Linked DNA regions of Mus musculus: region 2 is linked to region 1. The links are chromatin loops, found by intact Hi-C in ENCODE. Cell type or tissue: gastrocnemius. All regions are shown on one strand. Links, peaks and the distances in the headings refer to the core of each region. The heading gives the core; the rest is flanking DNA. Region 1 holds the start of Nono (non-POU-domain-containing, octamer binding protein). Region 2 has its middle 18 kb from the start of Taf1.

The links. A loop is a pair of places that touch in the nucleus more often than their neighbours do. Peaks named below come from ENCODE experiments on the same cell type or tissue, not always from the same donor. Only the 100,000 strongest peaks of a DNase experiment are listed, where the experiment ranks them.
Region 2: a loop joins it to region 1, with 2.7 times the contacts of the local background. A loop is called at or near these places in 2 of 42 quality-filtered maps.

Annotation. Positions count from the first base shown.
Region 1 is chrX:101,423,371-101,432,283 of GRCm38, reverse strand. Nono (non-POU-domain-containing, octamer binding protein) reads right to left here and starts at 2,633. Exons shown (of 12, transcript NM_023144.2): 1 at 2,522-2,633; 2 at 1,732-1,791. In gastrocnemius, for the core only: CTCF peaks have their summits at 2,803 and 4,320 (motif pointing left); DNase peaks (open chromatin) are centred at 2,026, 2,745, 3,358 and 4,301; H3K4me3 peaks cover 2,425 bases; H3K27ac peaks cover 1,960 bases.
Region 2 is chrX:101,510,562-101,519,474 of GRCm38, reverse strand. It overlaps the pseudogene Gm6184. Among named protein-coding and RNA genes, the nearest start is that of Taf1, 18 kb to the left of the region's middle. In gastrocnemius, for the core only: a CTCF peak has its summit at 3,558 (motif pointing right); no DNase peak of the experiment used is centred there.

The DNA of each region.
Region 1 (8,913 bases), core at 663-8,662:
CTACTACTACAAAGCATCATTTAACTGTCACTCAGGAACGATGAAGCGTTTGCTCCAAAAAGGAAACTACCATTCCTAGTCTCAAGAAATAGGAATGTAGTAGGGCTGGAGAGTGATCAGCTCAGCGGCTAAGATCACTGATTGCTCTTCCAAAGGTCCTGAGTTCAAATCCCAGCAACCACATGGTGGCTCATAACCATCTGTAACAAAACCTGACGCCCTCTTCTGGTGTGCCTGAAGACAGCTAAAGTGTACTTACATATAATAATAAATAAATCTGTGGGCCAGAGTGAGCAGAGGGCCTGAGTTCAATTCCCAGCAACCACATGATGGCTCACAACCATCTGTACAGCTACAGTGTATTCATATACATAAAAAAATAAATAAATCTTTAAAAAAAAAGAAATAGGAATGTAAAAGCTGGACAGTGGTGGCGCACACCTTTGATCCCAGCACTTGGGAGGCAGAGGCAGGATTTCTGAGTTCAAGGCCAGTCTATAGAGCGAGTTCCAGGACAGACAGGGCTACACAGAGAAACCCTGTCTCGGGAGGAAAAAAAAAAAAGAAAAAAGAAAAGAAAGAAAAAGAAACAGGACTGTTAAACAGAATGTCATCATCAGATTCTCCCTAACTTGTCAATATAGAAAAAGTATAAACACCCAACAATTGAATCTTTCTCTTTCTTTCTTTTTTCCTTCCTTTCGACCCAATCTCGCAGCATAGCCTTAGCTGTCCTGGAACTCTGTACTCCAGGTTGGCCTTTAACTCTCAGAGGTCCATCTGCCTCTGCCACCATGTCTGACCATGGAGAACTTGTTTTCTTTCTTTCTTCCCCCCCCCCCCCACACACAGGGTTTCTCTCTTTCTCTGTGTAGCCTTGGTTGTCCTGGAACTCAGAAATCCACCTGCCTCTGCCTCCTGAGTGCATGGATAACGTGTAACAACCAAATTTATTTTATTTGTTTTTGAATAAAAATCCCCATGGTGACAGATTTCAAAATCTTTCCCTTCCATGTAGTCTTCTCCATAAGTTTCCATTTACCAAGGAAGGTTAGCACTGCCCAAAGAATCTAAATTACCACTGTATACACAGCAAGTACCAAGCATGAAAGAAATGTTCCTATGTTAAATGCAATAATATAATTTTGCAGAAATAAACTTACCAAACCCTAACTACAGAGATCAGCAGTTAGGATTTCTGTCTCCTATCACGTCCTAAGATTAACCACAATGAAAGAGACTATAGCTACTGTGTGTGATATACCTGCAGACATGTTCAGGACCATATTAATCACAGGTATCTGAAATCTAAATCAAGGTCCTCTCAATTTTAGAAGAGTCAAATTACTAAATGAAAAACTGCTAGAGAAATCCAGTGTGAACTTGCTAGGCTGATATGGTTGCCTGGTGGGCGACTGTTAAAGCTGTAGAATACAATCACGGTAAAGGCGGCTGAGTTTCTTAGGACTTTTTATTTAAAAAACAATGAAGTGGACAAACATAAATTTAAGCACTAACCCCTATTAGAACAGCCATAATTAGGGGTTATAAAAACAAAACAACAACAAAAAAAAAAACCCACACCACTCAGTCACATTTTAGTTTCAGATTCTAAAAACGGTTTAGCTTAAATAACATGAAAAGTGCCCCCCAAATTAATTTCTCATCTGTAAAATCTGTATTAGTTAAGCATCCTGCACTTTACCTGATGACCCTACCTCCTGCACCTACCTTGACTTGGATTTGAACACAGCAAAGTGTCTGCCTCGCAGTCCTCACTAACCTCGACTGCTGTTAAAAACACAAAGAAAGGTGTCAGCTTACAGTAAGACGTCCGCAAAGTGAAAAATACTCGAAAGTAATGCCACAGAAAGCAACATTTTTTTTTAATTTAGAAAAGCGATGCCTACAAATGCCTAGGAAAAGCTTAAGGAGCAAGGGGTTCGGAAAAAAGGCGCGCGCGCGCGCGCGTGCAAGGGTGGGGTGGAGGGTGTTTCATGAACTTAGCACCAAAAGCCAAGGGGTCTGAACTAGCAAACTTCCCACTTTCGTTTCAAATAACAAAACAACAACAACAAAAAATCCATAGCTCCAGGGGCCCCACAGGCCCTCTAGGAATTAATGGCCTTGAAAGGCTAGGGAGGAGCATCCGACAAAGCAAAGCGCCTCCTCCTCTAACCTCGACTTCAGGGCCTTAGTATAATAGACCCCACACCCTGTGGCCCAGGGCGTTCAAGAAGCCAACAACTTAGGGCCACTAAAATTGGGGGTGAGCAGCACAAAGAGTCTGGGCAAGGAAGCAAGAAAAGCATTGGCTAATGCCCGCGGCGGGGAGCAGGGAGCGCTCTGGCCCCCATGGGTGGGCTGCGAAGGCCTTGTGCGGAGGGGGAAAGGCCTCCCGGGCCTTCGGAACCCATAGCCCGTGTGCAAACTCGGCCTCGCCCCAACCCCTCCCTTTCCAGAGTGTCGCAGGAAGCCCCACCGCATCCCTAAGCAACCAAAGAGCCATCCCCAAACTCACCCTCTGGCCACAGTTCTTTGCTCGGAGTATGGGCGACGCTGCACGGCCTCCACCGTCCCGAGAAAAGAGCGCGCGACCGCCGGAAACGAGCCGACGGAGCTCGGTACCTCCCGAGGGGGGGGGGGGTCAATTTTGGATTCCCGATTGGCTATGTGAACTGCCAGTCAAAGTTTATCTCCCGAGAAAGTCTCATTAGTCCGCCATTTCTTAACGTTTATTGGCTACCGACTGTCAAAGCCTTGGGTTCGTGTGAACGACAGATGGGGACAAAGAGCGAGGCTTCGTAGCTTATGCGCATGCACTAGAGGCGCCGAGCACAAGACGGAAAAGGAAGGGGGAGGGGGAGCCAGCAGTGGAAGGTAGGGGGTCGGAAGGAGAGGCTCACCCGGCCCTACGGAAGGACTGAAAACCTAGCGGTGGGAGGAGGAGAGAAGAGAACTTGTGCGAGAGGAAGATCGGAGCGAAAAGGGGGGAAAATGTGCACGTAGGCGTGTGCTGAGAATTTATGCACTGCGCCTGTGCAAAATTAAGACTAACAATGTCATTGTATTCTATGTGGTAGAGCTAGCCGTTTGCTACTGAAAAAAAAAAATGTGCCCCGCCATGTTTCTTTTTTTCCACACTTCCTCAAAGCGTCTACCCTGACACCCTATACAGTTTTAGTTTCCTTTCTCAGTGCTGGGTATGTTTGGGAAGTGTAACTGAAATGGACATGATTGTAGAAACAGGCAGGAGGGCAAACGATTTTGACACTTTAAGCTCAGTGATTACCCAGAACTGTGACTAGCACCATTTCCATAGTAACCAGAGAACCCGATAGGCCAAACAGACTAAGGTTCCCATCGCAGAGAGACTCAACAGGTTGGTCGGCGGTGCCTGAACCAGTATGTTGGAGGTCTTCACATCAGACCTACTCTTTATCCCATAGGAGGCCTATCAGGTAATAATAACCTTCGTTATTCCATAATGCCTAGCTCTCCCAGGCGGTTAACCAAGGATTACAAGGTTCAATAGATAGGCACCAGTAGTTAATCCTCAGTAATTAATTCATACTCCTGATGGCAGATTATCTCAATAGGCATTACCTATACCTTGTATGGGGATACAATGATATGGAACTGTGCTGTCTAATAAGCCTCTTACAATGTTGGGAAGGTTCTGTGGCACCATTCAATACAGTAGTAGAGACTAGCTATATTCTACCCAATCCACCCCGTTTGCGTGTGCGTGTGCATCAACATATGGCTACAACTTACTATAGTGGGTATATTTATCCCAATGGTTCCCAAATTCTTTGAGATAAGATAGCACATTATTATGAAAAAAGAAAATGGGGGGGATCAAGATCAGATAATGCCCTTCAGTATGAAGTTTCAGCCCTACTACTGATCTCCTATATCCACTATCCAATTATGACAGCTGTTTACTACGTATGACTGTCACAATCAAACAGAAATGATTAAGCCTTTAACTTCTGTACTCAGGAGGCTGAAAAAGGAGCCTCCTTGCCCAGAAGGCCACCCTGGACTACACAGTGAGTAGCAAGGTATCCAGTACCTAAGACTCTGTCTCAACACAAAACAATAACAACAAAATTACACATACATGTATATGTATACATGATTTAAAAGGTGAATACTTTCTAAACCATGACCCTTTCTGTTTTCAAAAAAGATTTAATGGGGACTGGAGAGATGGCTCAGCAGTAAAGAGTGCTGACTGTTCTTCCAGAGGACTAGGGTACCTACCCCAGCTCCCATTGGTGGCTGGCTGGGACTCCAGTTTCCAGGAGATCTGACGCCCTCTTCTGGCTTCTGATGGTAATACATGCATGTAGTCCACAGACACATGGACTGTTTTAATTATTTTATGTGTGTATTTTGTCTGCATGTATGTAAGTGCATGTAGTGCCTAAGGAGGACAGAAGACAATGGTGGATCCCTAGAACTGGAGTTACAGATAGCCACCATGCAAGTTTGGGAATCCAACCTAGGTCCAGTGCTCTTAACCTCTGAGCTATCCCTGAAGCCCCAGCTGTGACTTTTTGTATGCAATGATTTTCTTGGAAAAAATAGTAACACGGGGCCTGGAAAGATGGCTTAGGAGTTAAGAGCACGTACTGCTTTTGCAGAGGAGCTGCTTACATTCCTAGCAGACACATGGCAGTTCACAACTATTTGTAACTAGTTTCAGGGCATCTAACACCTCTTCTGACCTCTTCAGGCTCCTGCAGGCTTGCGATCCACAACATACATATATTCAGGCATAACCCAGTTGTGGTGTATGTCTTTAATCCCAACACTTGGGAGGCAGAGGTAGACAGTCTCTCAGTTTGAGGCCAGCCTAGTCTCAGAGTGAGTTCCAGAACAGTCAGGACCTACAGAGAAACTCTGCCTTAAAAAACAAACCAACCAGACTAGACCACCAACCAAGGAGTATACCTAAAGGGATCTTTGGCTCCAGATACATATGTAGCAGAGGATGGGAGGCCCTTGATCCCAGGGAGATTTGATATCCCAGAGTATGGGGATGCTGGAGTGGTGTGGCAGGGAGAGTGTGGGTGGGTAGGGGAGGACCCTCATAAAAGGGAGGGGGAAGGCAGATGTGGGATGGTGGGTTGGTGGAGAAGGTAACCAGGAAGTTGGATACCATTTGAGATGTAAACTAATGGAATGATTAATAATAATAAAAGAAAAAACAAACAACCTCAGATACATGCTTAAGTATGCACACACATGCTTCAATAAAATAAACATTAAAAAAAAACTTTAGCAATGGTGAATGCCTCTAATCCTAGTACTTGGGAAGCAGAAGTAGGCAGATCTCTGAGTTCAAGGCCAGCCTGGCCTACAGATGGAGTTCTAGAACAGCCAGGACTATACTGAGAATCCCTATCTCAAAACAGACAAACAAAACTAGCAAAGTTGGGAGGCTGAGGGGGCTGGAGAGATGGCTCAGTGCTTAAGAGCACTGACTGTACTTCCAGAGGTCCTGAGTTCAAATCCCAACAACCCACATGGTGGCTCACAACCATCTGTAATGAGATCTGACACCCTCTTCTGGTAGCTGTCTGAAGACAGCTACAGTGTACTTAGATATAATAATAGATAAATCTTTTAAAAAAACCTGCAAAAAATAGTTGGGAGGCTGAGGAAGGAGGCTCTTCAGTTTGAGGCTAGATTTGGATACATAATGAAACTATTGTTTTGTTTTTTAAAGCTGGGCTTGGTGGCTCCTGTTTTTAATCTCAGCATTCACTCAGGAGTCAGAGGCAGGAGGATCTCTGTGAGTTTGAGGCCAGCCTGGTCTAAATAGTGAATTTCAGGCCAGCCATAGTGAGACTGTCTCAAAACAATAATAAAAGAAGACAAAATATCAGGGCCAATAAGATAACTTAGCAAATAAAGGTACTTGCCACTGCCCTGACAATTGAATTCAATCCCTGAGACCCACATGTTGAAATGTGCTGTGGCATTGCATACCCACAAATATACACATATATATACATACACATACATACACATAAATATATTAGAAAATTCTTTCTTTTTTTTAAATTAGGTATTTTCCTCATTTACATTTCCAATGCTATACCAAAAGTCCCCCATACCCTCCCCCCACTCCCCTCCTCACCCACTCCCACTTTTTGGCCCTGGCGTTCCCCTGTACTGGGACATATAAAGTTTGCAAGTCCAATGGGCCTCTCTTTCCAGTGATGGCCGACTAGGCCATCTTTTGATACATATGCAGCTAGGGTCAAGAGCTCTGGGGTACCGGTTAGTTCATAATGTTGTTCCACCTATAGGGTTGCAGATCCCTTTAGCTCCTTGGGTATTTTCTCTAGCTCCTCCATTGGGGGCCCTGTGATCCATCCAATAGCTGACTGTGAGCATCCACTTATGTGTTTGCTAGGCCCCGGCATAGTCTCTATATCAGGGTCCCATCAGCAAAATCTTGCTAGTGTATGCAATGGTGTCAGCGTTTGGAGGCTGATTATGGGATGGATCCCTGGATATGGCAGTCTCTAGATGGTCCATCCTTTTGTCTCAGCTCCAAACTTTGTCTCTGTAACTCCTTCCAAGGGTGTTTTGTTCCCAATTCTAAGAAGGGGCAAAGTGTCCACTCTTTGGTCTTCGTTATTCTTGAGTTTCATGTGTTTTGCAATAGAAATGTATTTTTTATTGTGTGTGGAATGTGCCACACAGAGTTACAGCTGCCCAATTTGGGTGTCAGGAACCAAACTTGGGTCCTTTAGAACAGGAAGTTCTCTTCACCACTGAGACCCCTGAGTTATCCTCCAACCATAGAATTGTTTTTTTGTTTTTTTGTTTTTTTTACGATTTATTTATTTATTTCATGTACGTGGGAACACTGTTGCTATCTTCAGATACACCAGAAGAGGGCATCAGATCTCATTATGGATGGTTGTGAGCCACCATGTGGTTGCTGGGAATTGAACTCAGGACCTCTGGAAGAGCAGTCAGTGCTCTTAACTGCTGAGCCATCTCTCCAGAATTATTTTTAAGAAAAGACAGGTTATGTCACACATGTTGGACCCTAGTCCTTCTTGCCTCAATCTCCTGAGTACCTGAGCCTATAGGCTGTGTCGCCTTAGTCATTTAGCTGACTCACCTACTAGAACTCCTTTTCATTTGAAAGGTGGGGGTGAGACACAACCTCACTTGTATAGCTTCAATCTCTTCATCCTCCTGGTTTGACCTGCACCACCACATCCAGTTTCTAGTTCATTTTAATTAGTTTAACTTTAACCACATATTGCTGGGTCTTTGTATAGACCTAATTCCAGCACTAGAGAGGCCAAGAGTTTGAGACCATAGCTGTCAAGCAGCGTAGTGAGTAAAGACACCTACTGTCAATTCTTTTAATCTGAGTTTGATTCCTAGACTGACATGAAATGAGACTAGACTCCCACAAGTTGTCCTCTAGACACAGTGGCATATGAATGCCCCCCCCCCACACAAATTAGTACTGTGGCTAGAGACATAGTTCAGTGGTTAAGAGCACTGGTTGCTCTTGAAGAGGACCTGGATTTGAGTCCCAGCACCCATGTTATGGTCACAACCATCTGTAACTCTAGTTCCAAGGGTATCTTGTGTTCCCTCTGGTGTCTTCAAGCACTGTATGAAGGTCGTACACATTTATACATGCAGGCAACTGATGTAATATAAAATTAAGAATTCTTTTTGGGCGGGGTGGGGGGGGTCGAGACAGGGTTTCTCTGTTTAGCCCTGGCTGTCCTGGAACTCACTTTGTAGACCAGACTGGCCTCGAACTCAGAAATCCGCCTGCCTCTACCTCCCGAGTGCTGGGATTAAAGGTGTTCGCCACCACCCCAGGGGAAGAATTCTTTTAGACATAAATGTTTAAGAGAGGCCCATTGGACACGCAAACTTTATATGCCCCAGTACAGGGGAACGCCAGGGCCAAAAAAGGGGAGTGGGTGGGTAGGGGAGTGGGGGTGGGTGGCTATGGGGGACTTTTGGTATAGCATTGGAAATGTAAATGAGCTAAATACCTAATAAAAAATGGAAAAAAAAAAAAGAAAAAAAGAGTATGAGGCCAGCCTGAGCTACATAGCAAGACCCTAGGTTACCACACACACACACACACACACACACACACATGTTCACACACATATCAATAAATCTAATTAAAAATACACTGGCCATAGTGGTACAAGCCTTTAATCTCACCACTTGAGAGGCAGAGGCAGGAGGATCTCTGTATGTTTGAGGCCAATCTGATCAGCATAGCAAGTTTCAGTCCAACAGGAGCTACATAGTGAGAAGTGCCTCAAAAAAAAGAACAGAAAAGTGCCTAAGGTAGCTCATCGCAGAGCAAGTACTTCTCACATGCAAGGTCACTACATTTGATATCCATTGCTAAAATGCAATAAAAGGGAAGTGTTTTTCTTTAAGTGGTTGGCATGACATTTAAAAATCTTTTACATTTTATTTGTGTGTGGTGAATAAGGGGGTGCACGCACAAGTGCCAGAGGACAACATGCAGAAAGAAGTCAGTGCTCTCCTTCTGCCATGTGACTCACTATGTAGATCAGTCCTCCAACCCAGAGAATCTCCTGCCTCTGACTCCCAAGAGCTGGGCAGGAGCCAAGTGCTGGGATTAAAGGCGCATACTCCTGCCCAGCTCTCTTGCTTTCTTAAGGCTTTCTGTGATTTCCAAAATCTTTACAGTGAATGAGGAAACATTTATAGATAGATAGGCAGATAGACAGGTACACAGACAGATAAGGCACAGTATTTATTTGCAGGACTGGATGTGTGTGTGTGTGTGTGTGTGTGTGTGTGTGTGTGTATGTTTTGTGGCTTTTGAGATAATGTATCTCTATGTATCTCTGGCTGTCATGGAAC
Region 2 (8,913 bases), core at 216-8,215, 88 kb before region 1:
GCCAGCACAAGGGAGAAGTTCTGAGTGCCGATGAGGCAGATGTTGACCAGACTGTTGATCACATAGGCCAACGGGCTCATGGCAATAGCACAGATGTCACAGGCCTGGCGCAGCAAAGCATGGCCATGTTCAGGATGCCCCTATTCAGGAATTCCCGGCTCCTCAGAGCTCCGTGGGAGACCAGGTGCCCCAGTAGCTTTAAGGTCTCCAAGCCAGAGCAGCAGCTATAGAGGAGCGTCCCCAAGGCCTGCAGTCCTCCGAAGGTAAATCGGACCACAACTTCAACTAAGGCCAGCAAAGAAAGCAGGAATCCTCGACCCAAGTGCAGAAGACTGGTCAGTACCGTGTGTGGCAGATTGTAGATGAAGGCCAAAAGCTAGGCCAGGGTAACCAGGAGGGAGAACACGAGCAGGAAGTTGAGATCCAACATCAAGGTCAGCAAGTCCAGTACCAGGCCCACCCCATTCTCCACCAGGTAGACAGCCTCCATGATAGGGCTGCGGAGTTCAGGACAAAAGGAAGACTGGCTCCTCAGGGAAGGAGGTGTCAAAGTTGCCATTATTGTGCAGAGATCGCAGTTAATTTGGAAGGGATGCAAACGTCTAACCAAGGAAGAACCAAGGGCTACAGAAGTGGGCTGCAGGGAAGACTTTTACAAGAGAGAAAGGCGACCCAGTTTGGAAGGCGGAATGTTCGGGAGCGAAGAGGTGAAACATCTCTAAAGTGACTGGAAGGACCTCAGCTTTAGGAGCCTGGAGCAGTAAACATGGCCAGCTGGGCAACGGGTCAGACCAGGAGGAGACCACCAAGGATGGGACGGAGTCAGGAAGGGCCGAGTTGGGGCTGGGTCGGGGCGGCACAGACTGGGCGCAGGCTCGCTGTCCGGCCACACAAGTGCCCCTGTCCCCACCCGGCCCCTGTCCTCCTGCTCGCGGCCAGTGGCACCCAAAGGGAGAGCTATTTTTTAAAGGTTTATTTTACGTATATGAGTACACTGTAGCTGTCTTCAGACACACCAGAAGAGGGCGTCAGATCTCATTGCAGATGGTTGTGAGCCACCATGTGGTTGCTGGGATTTGAACTCAGAACCTTTGGAAGAGCAGTCAGTGCTCTTAACCTCTGTGCCATCTCTCCAGCCCTACATACTATTTTTTTAAAGGTTTATTTTACGTATATGAGTACACTGTCGATCTCTTCAGACACACCAGAAGAAGGCATCTGATCCTATTACAGATGGTTGTGAGCCACCATGTGGTTGCTGGGAGCATTCAGTGCTATTAACCTCTGAGTCATCTCTCCAGCCCCCATACACACTACATTTTAAAGCTGGAGCAATTGAGAAGTATTCAGAGACTAAGTAGGGAAATCACTGAGGATGGAAGCAAGCAACGCCTCCCGTACAGACTCAGAACAACTAAGGACAGTAACAGAAGCCTGGGAAGATAGGCTAGAACTGCCTGATAATGACTGGCATGACAGGTTTTTGTTTTGTTGTTGTTTTTTTTTTTTAATTTTTGGTTTTGTTTTATTTGGGGGTGATACTTGTGGTCTGTCCCTAGGGTAAGATGTGAAAGAGAAGGGAAATTGCCACACAAAAAGCTTAGGACATAGCCTTTCTTTTTTCTTTTTTCTTTTTGTTTTTTCAAGACAGGGTTTCTATGTGTAGCCCTGGCTGTCCTGGAACTCACTTTGTAGACCAGGCTGGCCTCAAACTCAGAAATCCACCTGCCTCTGCCTCTCCAGTGCTGGGATTAAAGGCATGCGCCACCACGCCCAGGACATAGCCTTTCTAAGGATTGATAATTCCCTATCACCAAGCCTATGGTGGTAACAGAAGAACCAGTAGTTGGCCCACACTGATAAATATTTGTCTAAAGGTATGTAGAGGCAAACATAAAGAAAAAAAAAAAGGCCAAGAAGAGCCCATACCTGACTGTGAACCGAGAACCTTGTCTGTTTGTTTGTGTCCCTGGCAATAGAACCCAGGTTTTCACACATGGTAGGTAAGCACTTCCCCACTGAGCTCTCCTCCTTCTCAAGCTTTCTTTGTTATTTTGCTGACTGCTTAAGTATTCTTTGGGTAGACACTGGACTTTTAAGAGTTATTGTATCATTAGGCATAGTGGTACAAACCTTTAATAGCAGCCCTTGGGAGGCAGAGGCAGAAGTGGGTAGATGAAGGTCTACCTGTTTTACAAAGTGTGTTCCAGGCCAGCTAAGGCTACATAGTGAGACACTGGCTCAACCACCTCACCTCAAAAACATAAACAAACAAACAAACAAACTTCTATGTAAGTTGTGTGTGTGTGTATGTATGTGTGTAACAACAAGAAAGAAGAGAGCATGAATTTTCAGGGCAAGTTGAAAGGAGAAGAGGGAGGTGCCCAAGTGATATAGATGCATGGCTCATGTATGAAATTTCTAAGAAAAAATAATTTAAAAAAATATAGTTTCTCTGGCAGGGCACCTCAGCACTTGACAGGCAGAACCAGGTGGATCTCTCCAAGTCTGAGGCCATGCTGGATTCCATGATGAGTTCCAGACAAGCCAGAGATACATGGAGAAATAACTTTTCTCAAAAAAAAATAATAAAGTGTATGAGGCTGCAGATATGGCTCAGCAGTTAGAGCATCCATTGTTCTTACAGAAGACTCATGAACCATTCCCAGTCCCCACATGTTGGCTTACAACTGTCCAAAACTCCAGTTCCAGAGGCTCCAATGCCTTTCTCTGATCTCCCTGGACAACAGACCATGCAAGTGGCACACATACATACATAAAATCAAAACACACATAAAATAAGAATAAAAATGAGGGGGCTAGAGAGATGGCTCAGTGGTTAAGAGCACTGACTCCTGTTCCAAAGGTCCTGAGTTCAAATTCCAGCAACCACATGGTGGCTCACAACCACCCGTAATGAGATCTGATGCCCTCTTCAGATGCGTCAGAAGATAGCTACAGTGTACTTGCATAAAAATCATAAACAATTTTTTTAAAAAGAATAAAAATAAAAAATTTTAAATCAGGTTTTAGAACATTTGCATCACCATCCCAAAGTGCTTATTTTCATTTGTTCCATGTTCCTACCTTCAGGTGCAGGCAATTATTTATGGTTCCTGTAAAGGTGTCTTTCTGGACACTTAAATTGGGTCATACATGTAGTGAAACTGGTCTTCTGGTCCTACTTAGAGTAACTCCATCTTGATTTTGTTTTTTGTTTTTGTTTTTGTTTTTGATTTTTGAAACAGGGTTTCTCTGAGTAGCGCTAGCTGTCTTGGAACTGACTCTGTAGACCAAGCTGTCCCTGAACTCAGAGATCCAACTGCCTCTGCCCCCAGAGTGCTGGGATTAAAGGCATATGCCACCACAGCCAGCAAGTAATTCCATGTTGTAAGAAGCCACCAGGTGGCCATTATAAGTGCCAGATTTCAGTAAAATTGCTCACAGTTCCACAGTGTTTTCTAAATCCAGAGAAGTTCCCCCTAAGGACAAAAAAGGGGTACACATAAAGATAATGTTCCCAGAGGCTGGTTCAAATCTGTAGTCACCGCTGCTGCTAGAACACTAGGTGGTGCTCTAAACTCAGGTTTGTTAATTCTGCTGTAGCCTTAGACTCATAAACCATAGCAGGTTGGGAGGCAGGTTGGCAACTTTGGGAAAATGCAACTGTCCACATTTGTCCTTCCCTCTGTAAGCAATTTTTTTTTTGTTTTTTCGAGACAGGGTTTCTCTTGGGTAGCCCTGGCTGTCCTGGAGCTCACTTTGTAGACCAGGCTGGCCTCGAACTCAGAAATCCGCCTGCCTCTGCCTCCCGAGTGCTGGGATTAAAGGCATGCGCCACCATGCCCAGCTACTGTAAGCAATTTTCTAATAAACTTTTCTTTGGCATTGGGACTGAGTGCAGGACCTTACAATGCTAGTTAAGGACTCTATCAGTAAATTATTTTTCCAGCCCCATAGACTTGTTATTGAAGATTCACTTGTATATTCCATTCTTTGAACTATTAGTGCCATCCCACTGCAGAGTCGGGTATGGGCTCTTCTTGGCCTTTTGACTAAAATCATGTGTAGAGTCAGATGTTAATTCACATCTCCCAGGGATATGTCATCTTTCATGGCTAGGTTAAGGTCCATATTACAGTGTACATCAGTACTTTGTCTACTTTTATTACCTAATTATATTTCTTTGTAGGTTTTGCTTGTTTTGTTTCATGTGAGGCAGGGTCTCCTGTAGCCAAGTCTAGCTTTAAACTCATGAGCCTGTGAGGACCTCCCAAATGCTGGTCCACAGGTGTTTGTGTCACCATACCCAGCTCAGCATGTAGTCTTTTGTGTCCATTGTATTTTTCTTCTTTTTATAAAATTAAAATTTTAATTATGTGTAAGTATGTGTGTGTCGGGGGGGAATGTGCACATAGATGCTGATGCTGGAAGCCTACGGTTCCCTGGAGCTGGAGTTACAGATGGCTGTGATCCTCCTCCTCCTCCTCCTCCTCCTCCTCCTCCTCCTCCTCCTCCTCCTCCTCCTTCTCCTTCTCCTTCTCCTTCTTCTTCTTCTGGATTCATTTAGTATTGTACATAGGTACACTGTAGCTGTCTTCAGACACACCAGAAGAGGGCATCAGATCTCATTATGTATGGATGGTTGTGAGCCACCATGTGGTTGCTGGGATTTGAACTCAGGACCTTTGGAAGAGCAGTCGGTGCTCATACCTGTTGAGCCATATCGCCAGCCCCAGTCCCTTCTTTTATGTTTCATTTTTTCTTAATTTTGTTTTTTTCCATTTTTGTTTACTTTCCCTTTAATTTATGGTTTTGAATTTTTGGTTGATTTACTTTTATTTTTGTTTATTTTATTTATGTGCATGTGTGCATGTCTGTGGGAGTGCATGCCATTGGTGTGTGGTGGCTGGGCATGCCAGAAGAAGGGATGTGATAGAGCTGGAGTTATAAGAAGTTGTGAACTGTGCAGTATGGGTGCTGAGAAACTAACCTGGACAGTCTGCAAGAGCATTAAACACTCTTTTTTGTTTGTTTGTTTGTTTTTTCAAGACAGGGTTTCTCTGTAGTCCTGGCTGTCCTGGAACTCACTCTGTAGACCAGGCTGGCCTTGAACTCAGAAATTCGCCTGCCTCTGCCTCCCAAGTGCTGGGATTAAAGGCGTGAGACACCACGCCCGGCTAGATATTTTCTTTGTATACATTTCAAATGCTATCCCGAAAGTTCCCTATATCCTCCCTCTGCCCTGCTCCCCTACCCACCCACTCCCACTTCTTGGCCCTGGCATTCCCCTGAACTGGGGCATATAAAGTTTGCAATATCAATTGCAAAGCTTCTGTAAGGCAAAAGACATTGTCAATAAGACAAAAAAGCCAACAACAGATTGGGAAAGGATTTTTACCAATCCTAAATCTAATAGGGGACTAATATCCAATATATACAAAGAACTCAAGAAGCTGGACTCCAGAAATACAAATAACCCCATTAAAAAATGGGGTTCGGGCTGGTGAGATGGCTCAGTGGGTAAGTGCACCTGACTGCTCTTCCGAAGGTCTGGAGTTCAAATCCCAGCAACCACATGGTGGCTCACAACCATCCTTAATGAGATCTGACTCCCTCTTCTGGAATGTCTGAAGAGAGCTACAGTGTACTTACATATAATAAATAAATAAATAAATAAATAAATAAATAAATAAATAAATAAATAAATCTAAAAAAATGGGGTTCAGCCGGGCATGGTGGCGCACGCCTTTAATCCCAGCACTTGGGAGGCAAAGGCAGGTGGATCTCTGAGTTTGAGGCCAGCCTGGTCTACAAAGTGAGTTCCAGGACAGCCAAGGCTACACAGAGAAACCCTGTCTCAAACAAACAAAAAAATGGGGTTCAGAGCTAAACAAAGAATTCTCAACTGAGGAATACCGAATTGCTGAGAAGCACCTGAAAAAATGTTCAACATCCTTAATCATCAGGGAAATGCAAATCAAAACAACCTTGAGATTCCACCTCACACCAGTCAGAATGGCTAAGATCAAAAATTCAGGTGACAGCAGATGCCGGCGAGGTTGTGAAGAAAGAGGAACACTCCTCCACTGCTGATGGGATTGCAAGCTTGTACAACCACTTTGGAAGTCAGTCTGGAGATTCCTCAGAAAATTGGACATAATACTACCGGAAGATCCAGCAATACCTCTCCTGGGCATATACTCAGAAGAAGTTCCAACTGGTAATAAGAACACATGCTCCACTGTGTTCATAGCAGCCTTATTTATAATAGCCAGAAGCTGGAAAGAACCCAGATGTCCCTCAACAGAGGAATGGATACAGAAAATGTGGTACATTTACACAATGGAATACTACTCAGCTATTAAAAACAATGGATTTATGAAATTCTTGAGCATTAAATGCTTTTTAAAAATTAGGTATTTTCTTCATTTACATTTCCAATAGTCCCCCATACCTCCCCACTCCCCTACCCACCCACTCCCACTTCTTGGCCCTGGCCTTCCCCTGTACTGAGGCATATAAAGTTTGCAAGACCAATGGGCCTCTCTTTCCACTGATGGCTGACTAGGCCATCTTCTGATACATATGCAGCTAGAGTCAAGAGCTCCAGGGTACTGGTTAGTTCATATTGTTGTTCCACCTATAGGGTTGCAGATCCCTTTAGCTCCTTGGGTACTTTCTCTAGTTCCTCCATTGGGGGCCCTGTGATCCATCCAATAGCTGACTGTGAGCATCCACTTCTGTGTTTGCTAGGCCCCAGCGTAGTCTCACTAGAGACAGCTATATCCAGGTCCTTTCAGCAAAATCTTGCTAGTGTATGCAATGGTGTCAGTGTTTGGGGACTAATTATAGGATGGATCCCCGGGTGTGGCGGTCTCTAGATGGTCCATCCTTTCGTCTCAGCTCCAAACTTTGTCTATGTAACTCCTTCCATAGGTGCTTTGTTCCCAATGCTAAGAAGGAGCAAAGTGTCCACACCTTGGTCTTCGTTCTTCTTGAGTTTCATGTGTTTTGCAAATTGTATCTTGTACCTTGGGAGCATTAAACACTCCTAACCCCCGAGCCTCCGTATGCTTATGAGACTTACACAAAGTAATGGGAAATCAATATGTTTCATTCTTTTTAGTGGCCTGGTAGTCATCAGTCACAATAGAAACTTGGTTTTGTTTCAGTTATTATAAAGCTGCTGTAAATGTGTGTCTTTTTTGATACGTGCTTGCATTTATCATTAACAGCAGTCATTGGATAGGTATACATTTGCCTAATTTGATGTTATAGAGCTATTGTTTCACACTCTGACACGAAAAATCCCAGTGCCTCCAAATAGTCCCCATTATTTAGTATTGCCAGTGGTATTCACTTTAGCTATTCTCGTGGCTATCTAGTCATATGTCACTATCATTTTTATTGGCATTACTCTGATAACTAATGAATTAAGCACTTTCTCACTTAGTTATAGTTATTTATATGTGTTGCTCTATGATGCGTTTCTCTTTATGCTTTTTGTCATTTATTTTTGTTTTTTTGAGATGATCTCACTATGTAACCCAGGCTAGCCTCATACTCATAGTGACCTTCCTGCCTCAACTTCCTGAGTGCTTGGATTGCAGACTTGAGCAACTACACCTGTCAACCTAGCATTGTCCTAGTTTTGTTTTTGTTGTTGTTGAATCTTATGTTGCTTTGGCTAGCCTAGAGCTCGAAGTGTAGACGAGCGTGGTCTTGAACTAGTGGTGATCCTCTTCTTTCTGCCTCCCAAATGCGAAAATTATAGATACATATCATCATTCTCAGCTCCCCTTTAATACGTTTATTTCATTTTTATTATTTTTCGATTTTGTTTTTAAATTTTTAATTTTATTATTTTATGTGTATGTGTGTATTACCTGCAATGTATGTCTATTCAGCATATTCAGTCAGTGTCTGGGAGCCCATAAAAGGATATCAGAGTCCCCAGAACTGGAGTTACAGCCTGTTTTACCTCACCACGTATGTCCTGAGAATTGAATTCGGATCTTATGGAGTAGTAGCCAGTTGTCTTAACCACCAAGCAATCTCCCCACTTCCTACCCTGTGTGTGTGTAGAGGGGGTTAATTTATTTTATTTTTTTCCCTAGACAGGGTCTTGCTATGCAGCCTTGGCTGGCCTAGAATTCACAGAGATCCATCTGCCTCTGTAGCCCGAGTGCTGGGATTAACGTTGTGCACAAACACACCCAGCCCTCCAGGTCCTTGTTTTGTTCTGTTGTTGCTGTTTGATTGTACTTGATGTTTTAAAGAGGGTTACTACTATTGCCCTGACTGTTCTAGAACTCACTGTGTAGACCAGGCTGGCCTAAAACTCAGAGAGCCACTTCCTCTGGTTCCCTAGTGCTGGGATTAAAAATGTATACCACTGGGGTTGGAGAGATGGCTCAGAGGTTCTTCTAGAGGTCCTGAGTTCAATTCCCAGCAACCACTTGGTGGCTTACAACCATCTGTAATGGGATCTGATGTCCTCTTCTGGTGTGTCTGAAGACAGCTATTGTGTACTCATATACATGAAATAATTCTTTGTACAAACATCTTTTGGAGATGGAGTCTGGCTGTGTGACCTAAGCAGAAACTGTTCTGCCATTCGGGCTGCTAGAACTGCAGAATATGATGCCCTAGCCACTTCCCTTTGACCCTTCTGCTGTTGGGCTGCTTTCTGATTTTGAGTTATAAAATTCTTTGTATGTTCTGTATCCAAAGCCTTTGTTACAGACATGTGTTGTAGGTATTTTCTGTCAGTCTACAATTGCCTTTCATTTTCTTAAATAAAACTAGCAGACATTTTAAACCTTGAAGTCTAATATTTTTCCTGTAATCTATTCATGTGTAATCGCTCTTTGCCTATATTCTTTTTTTTCCAAGACAGGGTTTTTCTGT